Regions from separate parts of the Homo sapiens genome. Here all the other regions are linked to region 2. A link is a contact called in ENCODE Hi-C data. All regions are on one chromosome and are shown on one strand. Each heading gives the region's core, a stretch centred on a gene start or an enhancer-like site at or near the end of the contact. The rest is flanking DNA. Distances are from core to core; before and after follow the strand shown.

Region 1 (4,077 bases), core at 605-3,104, 1.2 Mb before region 2:
CATGCTAAGGGACATATAAAAAGAGATTATTTGGCTGGGCGCGGTGGCTCATGCCTGTAATCTCAGCATTTTGGGAGGACAAGGAGGGCAGATCACCTGAGGTCAGGAGTTTGAAACCAGCCTGGCCAACATGGTGAAGCCTAGTCTCTATTAAAAACACAAAATTAGCCAGGAGTGGTGGTGGGCACTTGTAATCCCAGCCACTCGGGAGGCTGAGGCAGGAGAATTGCTTGAACTCGGAAGGCGGAGATTGCCGTGAGCCAAGATTGCACCATTGCACTCCAGCCTGGGAGACAAGACTTTGTCTCAAAAATAAATAAATCAATGAAGTTGTTCTATTCCCCAAGGTGCAGATTTGCAAATTAGTCATGGGGTAGCTTCTTGGAAGAGGGTAGCATTTTCCCTTAGAAACAGCTTTATATATGATGTTTCATGTACGATGTTCCTACCATCCTATTTAGTTGCATCTTATTTCTTGGATGTCCCTGCAGAAGGGTTGCAAAAGGATAGTACGATAAGATCTTGGTCCTTACAACTTGTTATTTTTCTGCCACGAAAGTAGAGGAGATTTCTTTCTATGTGTGTATGGGTAGCTCTAGGTGAAAAACTTTGCATAATTTTCTGTACAGGGAGAAATACGGCAATAATTTCTTCTTCTTCTTCCTCTTTTTTTTTTTTTTTTTTTTTTGAGACAGGGTCTTGCTCTGTCACCCAGACTTGAGTGCAGTGATGCGATCATGGCTCACTGCAGCCTCAACTTCCCCAGCTCAAGCAATCCTCCCAGTAAGCTTCCCAAGTAGCTGGGACTACAAGTGTGCACAACCATACCTGGCTTTTTTTTTTCTTAATGTAGAGTCTCACAATGTGGCCCAGGCTGGGCAATAATTTCTTCATGGTGGGGTGAGGGAGGACAGAACAGGCCATTCTAGGTTAGATGTTTCTAAGTTGGGCACAGCATGTGTAAAGCCTGTTCGTTCCTGGGACTGTGTGGAGGGCAGATGATATTCCTACCAAAAAGAAAGCAGGTGAAAAGTTAGATAACATGAAGAGTTGAAGGAAGTACGTAGCTCCAACTACTGTGTGGTAGAATTCTTCCCTGACCCCAGCACCTGCCCTCTCGATGTATGTGATTCAAATGCTGCTTGGCTAGAATGGGATATACACCAGCTGGTCTCTGCCGGGTCCCTGGCCTGCCTTCCTCACCAGAACATCCCTGACAGTGCCTAGGCAGTCTGGGTGCGCTTGGTCCTACAGCAAGGACCGGTAGGCTTCCGAGCACCATGGCCAAGCAAAGGGGGCGAAGGAAGCCTCGGTCATCGAGTTCAGCCTGTGTGAGCAAAAGGAAGTCCCCATCCACACTCGCCACTCCCCGTCCTTAGCCTCCTGAGCTTATAGTGTGGTGTATGCTTCCCCCTTCTGGCCACAAATGGTCAACAATGATTTTTGGTAATCCCTGGTGGGAGGCCCTGCTTACTGCTGGGAAGTGGACCTTCCTAGTAACAGCGACGACAATGATACTGTTGCCAGAGCTATTGATGGAAGTGGTACAATCCAATAGGTGCAGTAAAAAGCCCTTTACATACACTGTCTCATTTAATCCTCAAAGCCAGGGGTCCCCAACTCCCGGGGCCACAGACCGGTACCAGTCCATGGCCTGTTAGGAACGGGGCCGCACAGCAGGAGGCGTGCGATGGGCGAGCGAGCAGAGCTTCATCTGTTTTTACAGCCACTCCCCTCTCGCATTACCGCCTGAGCTCCGCTTCCTGTCGGGTCAGCAGCGGCATTAGCGTCTCATAGGAGCATGAACCCTACTGTGAACTGCGCATGCGAGGGATCTAGGCTGCGCGCTCCTTATGAGAATCTAACGCCTGATGACCTATCACTGTCTCCCATCACTCCCAGATGGGACCGTCTAGTTGCAGGAAAACAAGCTCAGGGCTCCCACTGATTCTACATTATGGTGAGTTGTATAATTATCTCATTATGTATTAAAATGTAATAATAATATCCCGAAACCACCTCCCCACCGCCAGGTCTGTGGAAAAATTGTTTTCCACAAAACCAGTTCCCGGTGCCAAAAATGTTGGAGACTGCTGCTCAAAGCAATTTTGTAAGGGATGTATTATTATCCCCACTAAACAGAAGACAAACTAAGACACAGCAGTTAAATGACTTGTGCAAAATACGTGCTGATAAACGCAGCAGGGCGGGGGTTCACGCCTAGGTGTGTCAGGCTTCAAAGTCCGCGCTCTGGGCCACTGTGAACATTCCCGTTTCTGACGGGCTGTATTCTGGGTGGGGTATCCTCTGTCAACAGAGACATCTGTCAGACCATTCCTGCCCTTTTACTTCCATCAGTCCACATTCTGGCATCTTCCGTGTCATTTTTCCTCTTCACTTCTTGTGCTCCTCGGCAGATCTATGACCATCCCAGCCTCTTTCTTTTCTTCCTGATCTTTGGGCAATTCGCCTCCCTCCTGCTTGCTTCAAACATTCACTCTTGTGCAGCAGTTCTTTTCTTATTTATTTATTTTTTGAGATAGAGTCTCACTCTGTCGCCCAGCCTGGAGTGCAGTGGCGCTATATCGGCTCACTGCCACCTCCGCTTCCCAGGTTCAAGCGATTCTCTTGCCTCAGCCTTCTGAGTAGCTGGGATTATAGGCACCTGCCACCACACCCGGCTAATTTTTGTATTTTTAGTAGAGATGGGGTTTCGCCATGTTGGCCAGGCTGGTCTTGAACTCCTGACCTCAAGCCATCTGCCCGCCTTGGCCTCCCAAAGTGCTGGGATTACAGGTGTGAGCCACCGTGCATGGCCCATGCAGCAGTTCTTAAACTGGCACCCACAAGAGGTCTGGATTGAATCCGAGAGGTCTGTGAACATGGACATGGAAAATATTACATTCTATCGTGAATATAGAGAACAGAAGTGGGGCCTGTAACTTTGTCACAAATAGAAAGTCACAGCTCTTGCTATATCCCATTACTGTTACTAGGAATATCTCACGATGTCATCTATGTGCATCACTACTTTGAAATTACCAGAGTTATTAAACCTGTCACTAGACCTGTTATTTAGTCGTTAATAAAAAGCCTATATATTATCATATTACAAATTTGGTTTTTAAAAATATTGTGATAGCAGTCTTTCAAAACTAAAGAATTCCTTGGTAATCTTGTGTGTTTAATTTTATGTACTTAAAAACATTTTTCTTAGAAGGGCTCCAAAAGCTTCCGCAGCTTGCCAAGGGGATCCTGGCATGAAAAATGATGAAAAGAAAACACACTATCCTTGATTTTATGCCAGCTTTGCACCTCCTGACCCAGCCCATATAATGTAACAGTGACCCCCTGTAAGAGGGTTGCACTTCTCCAAATAGGAGGACCACAGGATTTCTCTTCCAAACAGGGACATTTGAGTATAGATAGAGTGATACTAGCATAACAAGAGTAAACTGGAACATATGGCCACCCCTCTCAAATATCAGGTATTCTGGAAACTGAAGAATTAGATAAGAAAATGCCAATGTAATTTACAAGAATCAACATAGAAACACCCTATCTGTAAATATGCTACTGATAAAACTAGATTGTCTCCTAAAATCCAACCAGAAAAAAATAACTAATATGAAATATATCAGCTTCAAATGAAATAATTATAGCATATAATAAAATAACGAATACTAGTGTATCACTTGCTATGGACAGACATTGTCTTACAACAGCCCTCTGAGGTTGGTTCTATTATTGTCCTCACTTTAAAAATGAGGAAAACGTGCCCCAATCACACAGCTAGAAAGAGGCTGAGCTGGTAGCAAATCCAAGCACACTGGCTGCTAACTGTGTGCTCTGACCCACTGTCTCTCGTGTGTCTTTGTTAGGAAATTTCATGATCCGACTGGAATCCAGGAAAATCACAGCTGAAATACAAAACATCAGCCCTTATCTCCAGCACTGTACATGGCAGAAACTGCTTTTATTCTAGATGTCTAGATCCAGGTATTTGAAATAAATTCTCCAGAAGGGGGGGAGAAATCTGGAAAGTTTCCATAGAACAGTTGCAATATCCCTTTATAA
Region 2 (3,909 bases), core at 883-3,382:
CAAGACTCTGTCTCAAAAAAAAAGAAAAGAAAAGAAAAGAAAAGCAATATAATGCACAACAGAGATCAAAGTAAAAAATACCTAGGCCTAAATCACAGTGATAAAATGAAGGTCATATATTAATAAACTGGCATAAGAGATGGATGGATAACCACAAAATCTTAGCCATCAAGCAGTAGGGGGTTCCTCCTGGAGAATATTAAGGAATGGTCAAGCAAAGGCAATGTATGTTCTGAATTAGCATTAGTAAAAAAAGCTTTAGGTTGGCTTTCATGCTGTTTTCAAAAATATGACATTTAGAGTAAATTCAACTGGCCCTGAGGAAAATACAAATAGCATAAAAGAAATGGGAACAGCCTGGAGAATCAAAAGTACACAGATGAGATGACACATTTCACTTTCATTAGAAACAGCCACTCCTCCTGGATTTCCATAACATTTCATGTCTCTCTCGTAGTCTTATGTCATCATTTTTACTGACATGTTTTATCCCCCAGGTAAACTATACTCTCCTCAAGGGTAACACTGTGCCTGCTTCATCTTTGCAAAACTCAGGGCATTTACTCATTAAGTCAACAAATATTATTCAATATGTAATACGTGCCAGACGCCATACTGTCAACTGGCACTAAATACCTATTGTTTAAATAAATGTTGACTATAAGGTAGAAAAAACAAACAAGTTCAAAAAAGGATCCAAATAATGTCCTGGTATTCTAATTCCACAGGAAATTCAGATGGGAAACAACAAACATTCTTATTGGAATTTTAGTATCATGAGATACATCTACACTACCTGCGTATTGTCACAGCGAGAATGTGGGCCTATAGATTCACAATACAACAGCACTTCCTCTGTATGGCCTACCAAGTATATTAAGCATTTCCACACAGAGATGTTTTTCTCTTAAGCCCAAAAGAAAATTAAAGTAATGATTTAATAGGCCATAATCTTAAAGCCTCCTAAATAAGACCCATAAGATGTGTCTTTGTCAGTGAGTGGTAAGCTGTTCTAATGGTTTGATACATGCATTCATTGAAGTGCTTAGTACCTACCAGATAATGTTGGGCCCTGGGTTTTGAAAAGATGATCAATACATTCCAGAAAACTTGCAAGAACTCAAACAAAAGTTTAGTATAGGTGGGGAAAAATAGAGTGTTTGTTTATGAAAAATAAACGAGTTGAAATTCAAATGCCAACAACGTAAAAAACGTGCCATAATAAATTTTATTTAGATTGGTTTTAGTCAGTACCTGCATCATATCCAAGATTCTTGAAAGGGTTCCCCCATCCTCAATATATTTCGCTTTTTTAAAAAAAAGCTCCTAAAAGATCCACCGCTCCCACTCCACCCCCACCCTAATCTTCTGGGAGGTGCAGAGGGGCAGTGCATGGAGGATAATTTGAAATTGGTTTGGTTCTGTTTTTTAAGGAATGGACCAGAATGCGGAGGCAGGGCAAAAAATTGAAAACCGATGTGTGCCTTCAAACCCAGTCCTCCTACCAGCTCACTGCAGATTCTTGTATTTGTGGCTGTGGCCACGCACAGGTGGTTGAAAGTATCCAGAGTGTGAAAACACAAATCTGCAACTCGTGACAGGAATCTCCGGACTCCAAGGCCTTACACCCCAAAGTCCAGGAAACAAGACGCCTTTCTCAGTGAGTGCTGCTACAGGCAAACAATAAACAAGCATTTTAGGAATCAATAAACACACCTTTACACCTGGTTTTCTCTACCAAACCCAAATAGCGTGCTTTGGGGTCCCGAGACTGTAATAGAAGGTGCTGCCCCTAAAGAAAAGACTGAGGCGGGGCTCCTCTCTCTATAGCTAACCCCAGAAAAAAAAGGTGGAGGGGGAATTGCTGGGGCCCTGGGGAGGGGTTAGAGCCCTGGGGAGGGGCTGCGGGAGGCAAGGAGGAAAGGGGAGAGCAGGGTGGGACCCAGCTAACCCTTCTCCCTTCCAAAGCGGAGGTCGAGCCGCTGCCCCCAGTCCCCAGACCCTGCCTCCTGCCTCCCTCACCTGATCACAGAGATGAGCAGCCCCGAGGGGTCTTTGCTTTTGCTGACTGTGCTTCTGTATTTCCCACCAGCTGCTTCTGCCGCCATCTTGGACGCGGGGAGAGCCGCTAGGCTCCAAGGAAGCCAAGGGTGCGTAAATTCTGTATTTGACCCCGCAGGAGTCTCCACCAATGGGTGAAGAGAATTCCAGAGGCGCGGAAGTGGAAAATCCAATCACTGAAGTGAGGAGGCGGGACTAAGGGAGCAAGTTTTGAGGCCACGACGCGCGTGTTCTCTCTAAGCACTCTGGGAGTCGTAGTTTTCCTTCTCCGTCTCCTGGGCGCGCAGGAAAGCTAAACCAGCTGCAACTTCCTAAGTCTTGTAATGAGTGTCTTCATTTATCTTTATTCTGACTTCCAGCTTTTTTCAGTTTCCTTGCTTTTAGAATTTTGTCAGGCTTTAAATCAAATTTATCTGATGATGCCAAAATGTGTTAGGGTTTGTATTTAAATGAAAGAGGGGTTCTCTGCCGGATGTCTATGTGCGAAGTTTTTGCCTTAAGTGCAAGTGATTTTTTAAAAAATCCAATAAAATACGAAAATGAATATAAGCAGAAATGCTTTTCTTTAGTATTCTGTAAAACTAATGTTTCTACATTAGGTTTATGTGGAGTTCAATTTTTCCCAATGTTCCTATATTTCCAGATAGTTCTAAAACCACACGTACAGGAATAAATGAATATTGATGAAGAAAAGACAGTATAAGCTAAAAACAAACAGACCACACTGCAGATTCCTTTTTTTTTTTTTTCAAGCTAAATGAAATACTTAGTAGTAATGCACATTTGTGTTAATACTTTTACCGGTAAGTTTTTAGTATTTCCTGCATTTGGTTCCGTTGGCTTAGTCATTAATTCATAAGACCAAATGAACAAAACAAAACAAAAAAGACCAGAATGTGCGTGGAAAGTGGTTAGACTGAGGAACAAGAATAATAATAATTTAAAAGTAAGGAAGGAGGTGGCCTGCTCAGTAGCAATAAAGATTGAAGAACTTAAAGGAATAGAAAGCAAACTAACTCAGAGGTCATGGAGTTGTGAGCAGCAAGCTCAGAACACATCAATTACTTTTATTAAATAGACATCGAGCTGGTAGAAGTTCACATTTTTAAAAATTAGTTGAAGATAACACACACACACACACACACACGATAACTTAAAAGTATTCATAACCTTTGGCCCAATAATTCCAGTTCTAGGGACTTTGTTCCTAAAGAAATATAGAGTATTGACATTTTTTAAATAACACAGAAGAATTAAATAAATTATGTAACATTCAAATGAGGAAATAACATATAGCTTCTGGAAATCATAATTTTAATGGCTTTTAAAGAAAATAAGATTTTTGGGCCAAGTGTGATGGCTCACACCTGTAATCCCAACACTTTTTGAGAGGCAGAGCCGAGCAGACCACTTGAGGCCAGGAGTTTAAGACAAGCCTGGCCAACATGGTGAAACTCCGTCTCTACTAAAAATGCAAAAGTTAGCCGGACCGTGGTGGTGTGTGCCTGTAATCCCAGCTGCTTGGGAGGCTGAGGCATGAGAATTGCTTGAACCTAGAAGGCGGAGGCTGCAGTGAGCCAAGATCGTTCCACTGCACACTGCACGCCAGCCTGGGCAACAGAGGGAAACTCTGTCTCAAAAAAAAAAAAAAAAAAAAGATTTTTATGGTATAAGTACAAAAACTGGGCTATAAAATTAAATAATTCATAGAGAAAGGGAGAGGCAGTTGGGCCTAGTGGTTAAGAATGCAGGACAGGCCGGGCGCCGGGTGGCTCATGCCTGTAATCCCAGCACTTTGGGAGGCCGAGGCGGGCGGATCACGAGGTCAGGAGATCAAGACCATCCTGG
Region 3 (4,118 bases), core at 108-2,607, 2.0 Mb before region 2:
GACGGTGTCCTGCTCTGTCACCCAGGCTGGAGTGCAGTGGTACAATCACAGCTCACTGCAGCCTCGACCTCCTGGGCTCAAGTGATCCTCCTGCCTCAGCCTCCCAAGTAGCTGGGACCACAGGCAGCACCACCACGCCCGGCTAATTTTTTTTTTTTTTTTTTTTTGAGACAGAGTTTCGCTCTTGTTGCCCAGGCTGGTATGCAATGGCGCGATTTCGGCTCACTGCAACCTCCACCTTCTGGGTTCAAGCGATTCTCCTGCTTCAGCCTCCCGAGTAGCTGGGATTACAGGCATGCGCCACAACGCCCGGCTAATCTTGTATTTTTAGTAGAGACGGGGTTTCTCCATGTTGGTCAGGCTGGTCTCAAACTCCCGACCTCAGGTGATCCGCCCACCTCGGCCTCCCAAAGTGCTGGGATTGCAGGCGTGAGCCACTGCGCTCCGCATTTTTTTTTTTTTTTTTTTTTTGTGGAGATGTGGTTTCGTCATGTTGTCCAGGCTGGTCTCCAACTCCTGGGGCCAAGAGATCCGCCTACCCTGGCCTCCCAAAATGTTAGGATTACAAGTGTGAGCCACTGCGCCCGGCTATTTTTTATTTTTAAAACTTTGGAAAAAATATTTTCAATCCTCGTTGGTTGAATCCGTGAATGCGGAACCCGAGGATGCAGAGACCCGACTGCATAGGAACTTGGTGTATAATCTTCCTGAATTTAAAAAATGTACACACATACATACCTAATTTTTTTTTCACAAGAAACCAGGACTATAGCGTACATACACTGCTATGAAATTTGCCTATCCTAGCAGTGCATCTTGGTTATCTTGCTGTGTAGCCAATTCGTCTTACTAATGAAAGCAGAGATTTGGGGGAGTTAGCGCTCTCTGAGGACACGCGTGTTGTGGCTTCACGCAGGTCACTCTGCTCTTAGGGCTCCAGCTTCCTCCGTGTAGGAGGAGGGCAGGGGACCGGGAGCTCTGCGATGTAACGCCAACCAACAGGGCGCCGCACCCCCTGCCCGCCTCGGGACTACCTGGGATGTTCTTAAGATCCAGTCTTGTTTGACGTGGGTGGCAGCCGCCACTTTCAGTAATTCAGACAAAGCCGCCGCCGGCGCCGCCAGGACCTCCCCTCGCCACTCCTCGGGAGGGGTAAGGGTGACTCGAGCGGCCAGGCGGGCTGGGGCTGGCTCAGGGGCGGGGCCTCGGGCGGGGAGCCGGCCGAGGGGCGGGGCCTCAGGCTGGTCGCCCAGTGCGTGCGGGCTGGTAGGCCTGTCGCGGCGTGACGTGCTCGGCGCCCGCGTCCGGCCCCGCCCCATTTCTCCCAGGCCCCGCCCCTCCGTCCCTCACCGCACCACCCCTAAAGACGCTAGCGCTGCGATGGCGGAGGCCGTGGAGCGCACTGACGAGCTGGTCCGGGAGTACCTGCTCTTCCGCGGGTTCACGCACACACTGCGGCAGCTGGACGCCGAGATCAAGGCGGACAAGGAGAAGGGGTTCCGGGTGAGAGGCCGGCGGGAGCGGCGCGGGCAGAGGCGGCCCGAGGGAGCCGGGGAGCGGGCTTCCCCCCAGCACTGCCTCCGGGGCGAGAGCGGCGCTGTCACTCGCGCCGGGGCGCCGGAGACCTCAGCGCGTCCGACCCCAGCTTGACGGATGAGGAACTGAGACCCTCAGACGGACAGGACCTGCCTGAAGCCGCCCCCCGAGTCAGGAGCATCGCCGAGGCTGGAGCCCCGATGCCCCGGCTCCTGGTCTAGGGTTCTGTCTCCACTCCAGCCTCCTTGGCCAGGATGGCGATGAGGTTTTAGGAGCCGAGGTTAGGTAGATGGTTGCGTTTTGGCAACAGATATTCGTGTTGGCTTCCAGTGGCAGTGGAAGCAAAGAAGTCTGCAGTCCAAAACGTTAGCTGCGTTCAAGTATCTGCGGTGTTTGTTTAAAATGGCCTCGTCAGGGACTCATCGGCAATTTTGCTTCTGCAGTTGTGGAAGACCTCATGGCACATTAGAGAAACCCAAACTTCCCCTGCTCTAAAATGATTTTCCATTGCGAGGTTCTTGGAATGTATATGTGTGTGATTTGTATGTTTGTGTGTACTGACTTCAATGAGAGGCAGTGAGCTAACAGCAAGAGCACTGGAGGGGAGTTAGGAGATCTGGTTTCCTGCCTGGCCAAAGTTAGTGGCTACTTAGTGGCAAAAGCAAATCATTTCACCCCTCTGGGCTTCAGTGGCCTGATCTATAAACTAGGGGCATTGGATTGGTATTGATATCCAAACCCTTTTCCAGATTCTGTACTCTGCTGTAATTGCTCCTCACAAGAAGGTGACTTCCTTGGCTGACACTCTGAGCAGCTACCACGGCTTCGTGGAACTTTGATGACTTGAAGGAGTCAGTCCATGCACCTCCTCATGATCCTTGGGATCTGGGAATTGTGGAGATTGTCTCATAGCTCTTCTTCACCCCACCCCCTTTTTTAAAAATGTGAGGTAACTGAAACTACAGTTAAGCAACACTGCCATTTTTTTTTCTTTTTTGACAGAAAGTCTCACTCTGTCGCTTAGGCTGGAGTGCAGTGGCACGATCTCAGCTCACTGCAACCTCTGCCTTCTGGGTTCAAGCGATTCTCCTGCCTCAGCCTCCCGAGTAGCTGGGATTACAGGCGCGTGCCACCACGTCCAGCTAATTTTTGTATTTTTAGTAGAGTCGGGGTTTCACCATGTTGGCAAGGCTGGTCTCGAACTCCTGACCTCAGGTGATCCATCCACCTCAGCCTCCCAAAATGCTGGGATTACAGGCGTGAGCCACGGTGCCTGGCCTGATGACACTGCCAAATTGATCAAGTAAGTCAGAGGCAGATCCAAGATCTGGAGCCAGATCTCTTAGGTTCTGGGCCAGAGCCCTTTTACACCTGAAATTTCCGTGCTTGCTAGAGGGTCAAACCACTTCTCTAACATCAGAAAATTACTGAAAAACCGTTGCATTAGTATGTTTTGAAAATTTTATAGATTGCTAACTTACAAATTTTTTTTTACACCCAGAAGCCATGACAAGAGGAAAAAGCTTTATTCCATGGAGGGGAGAATTCCCTTCTGTCCCTTACCACCTTCTCCATCCATGTTTCTCGCCAGGTGGATAAGATTGTGGACCAGCTGCAGCAGTTAATGCAGGTGTATGACTTGGCTGCCCTTCGGGATTATTGGAGCTACTTGGAGCGTCGGCTCTTCAGCCGCTTGGAGGATATATACAGACCCACAATCCACAAGCTGAAAACCAGCCTGTTTCGATTTTATCTTGTCTACACAATCCAGGTGCCTGTTGATTCAGGGGTTCTGCTTCCCTTGGTGGAAGGAGCTCTTTGATCCCAAAATAGATTTTCTTCCAGTTCCTAGGGAGGAATCTGTATGTGACTATGGGAAAGAGTGCAGCAGTTACAGTGCAATTATTTTTGACTGTTTTTCTTCTTTTTTTTCCTTGTCGTCATCTGTAGATCATCTGACTTGTCTTCCCCATTCCTATTTCCTTTTTTATGTTAAGCATGTAAGCTTAAAACAAAGGTGGTATTTTAAAGAATATAAGTAGCTGGGTTAAAGTTTGAGTAATAAAGATGATAGCTGACCTGGAGGAATGAGTCACTTAGTTATTTGAACATCAGCTAGGGATTAATTTTTAGGATGGGATTTATCATTAGAACTTCAGCTTAAACCAGCTTTGAAATGACAAGTTCCTTGAGAAAAGAGTGATGATTTCCTTTATATTATGGAATTTTATTTTGCCACTTACCTGGCAGGCTGATAGTCAAAGGTTGTCTGCTGTGCAATGATGAAGAGTCTTACCTCTGGATTTCTGTCTCTCCTCCCTCCTTGCTACCTCCTTGTGTCTTGGCAGACAAACAGAAATGACAAGGCTCAGGAGTTCTTTGCAAAGCAGGCCACGGAACTCCAGAACCAGGCTGAGTGGAAGGATTGGTTTGTCCTGCCCTTCCTGCCATCCCCGGACACCAACCCCACCTTTGCTACCTACTTTTCTCGACAGTGGGCTGACACCTTCATTGTGTCCCTGCACAACTTCCTGAGCGTCCTGTTTCAGTGCATGCATATCCTTTCAGTTGCCTGGGGCTGA

What was found. Hi-C counts contacts between places; a loop is a spot of excess contacts on that map. Pooled maps may share reads with other maps.
Region 1: a loop to region 2 is called in a pooled map, with 7 times the contacts of the local background. The contact joins the promoter of LINC03060 here to the promoter of EXOC4 in region 2. A Hi-C loop is called at or near these places in 6 of 50 pooled maps.
Region 3: a map of CD8-positive, alpha-beta T cell shows a loop between it and region 2 (34-fold over the local background). The contact joins the promoter of WDR91 here to the promoter of EXOC4 in region 2. A Hi-C loop is called at or near these places in 3 of 168 maps with a recorded cell type or tissue (CD8-positive, alpha-beta T cell and naive thymus-derived CD4-positive, alpha-beta T cell) and 8 of 50 pooled maps.

Annotation. Positions count from the first base shown.
Region 1 is chr7:134,430,197-134,434,273 of GRCh38, reverse strand. LINC03060 (long intergenic non-protein coding RNA 3060) reads left to right here and starts at 1,854. Exons shown (of 3, transcript NR_183392.1): 1 at 1,854-1,960.
Region 2 is chr7:133,251,301-133,255,209 of GRCh38, reverse strand. It overlaps EXOC4 (exocyst complex component 4), which reads right to left and starts at 2,132. Exons shown (of 18, transcript NM_021807.4): 1 at 2,023-2,132. The coding sequence starts at 2,108. RefSeq lists enhancers at 2,046-2,105, 2,316-2,365.
Region 3 is chr7:135,208,765-135,212,882 of GRCh38, reverse strand. WDR91 (WD repeat domain 91) reads left to right here and starts at 1,357. Exons shown (of 15, transcript NM_014149.4): 1 at 1,357-1,503; 2 at 3,128-3,307; 3 at 3,885-4,092. The coding sequence starts at 1,381. RefSeq lists a silencer at 1,115-1,654 and an enhancer at 2,825-4,024.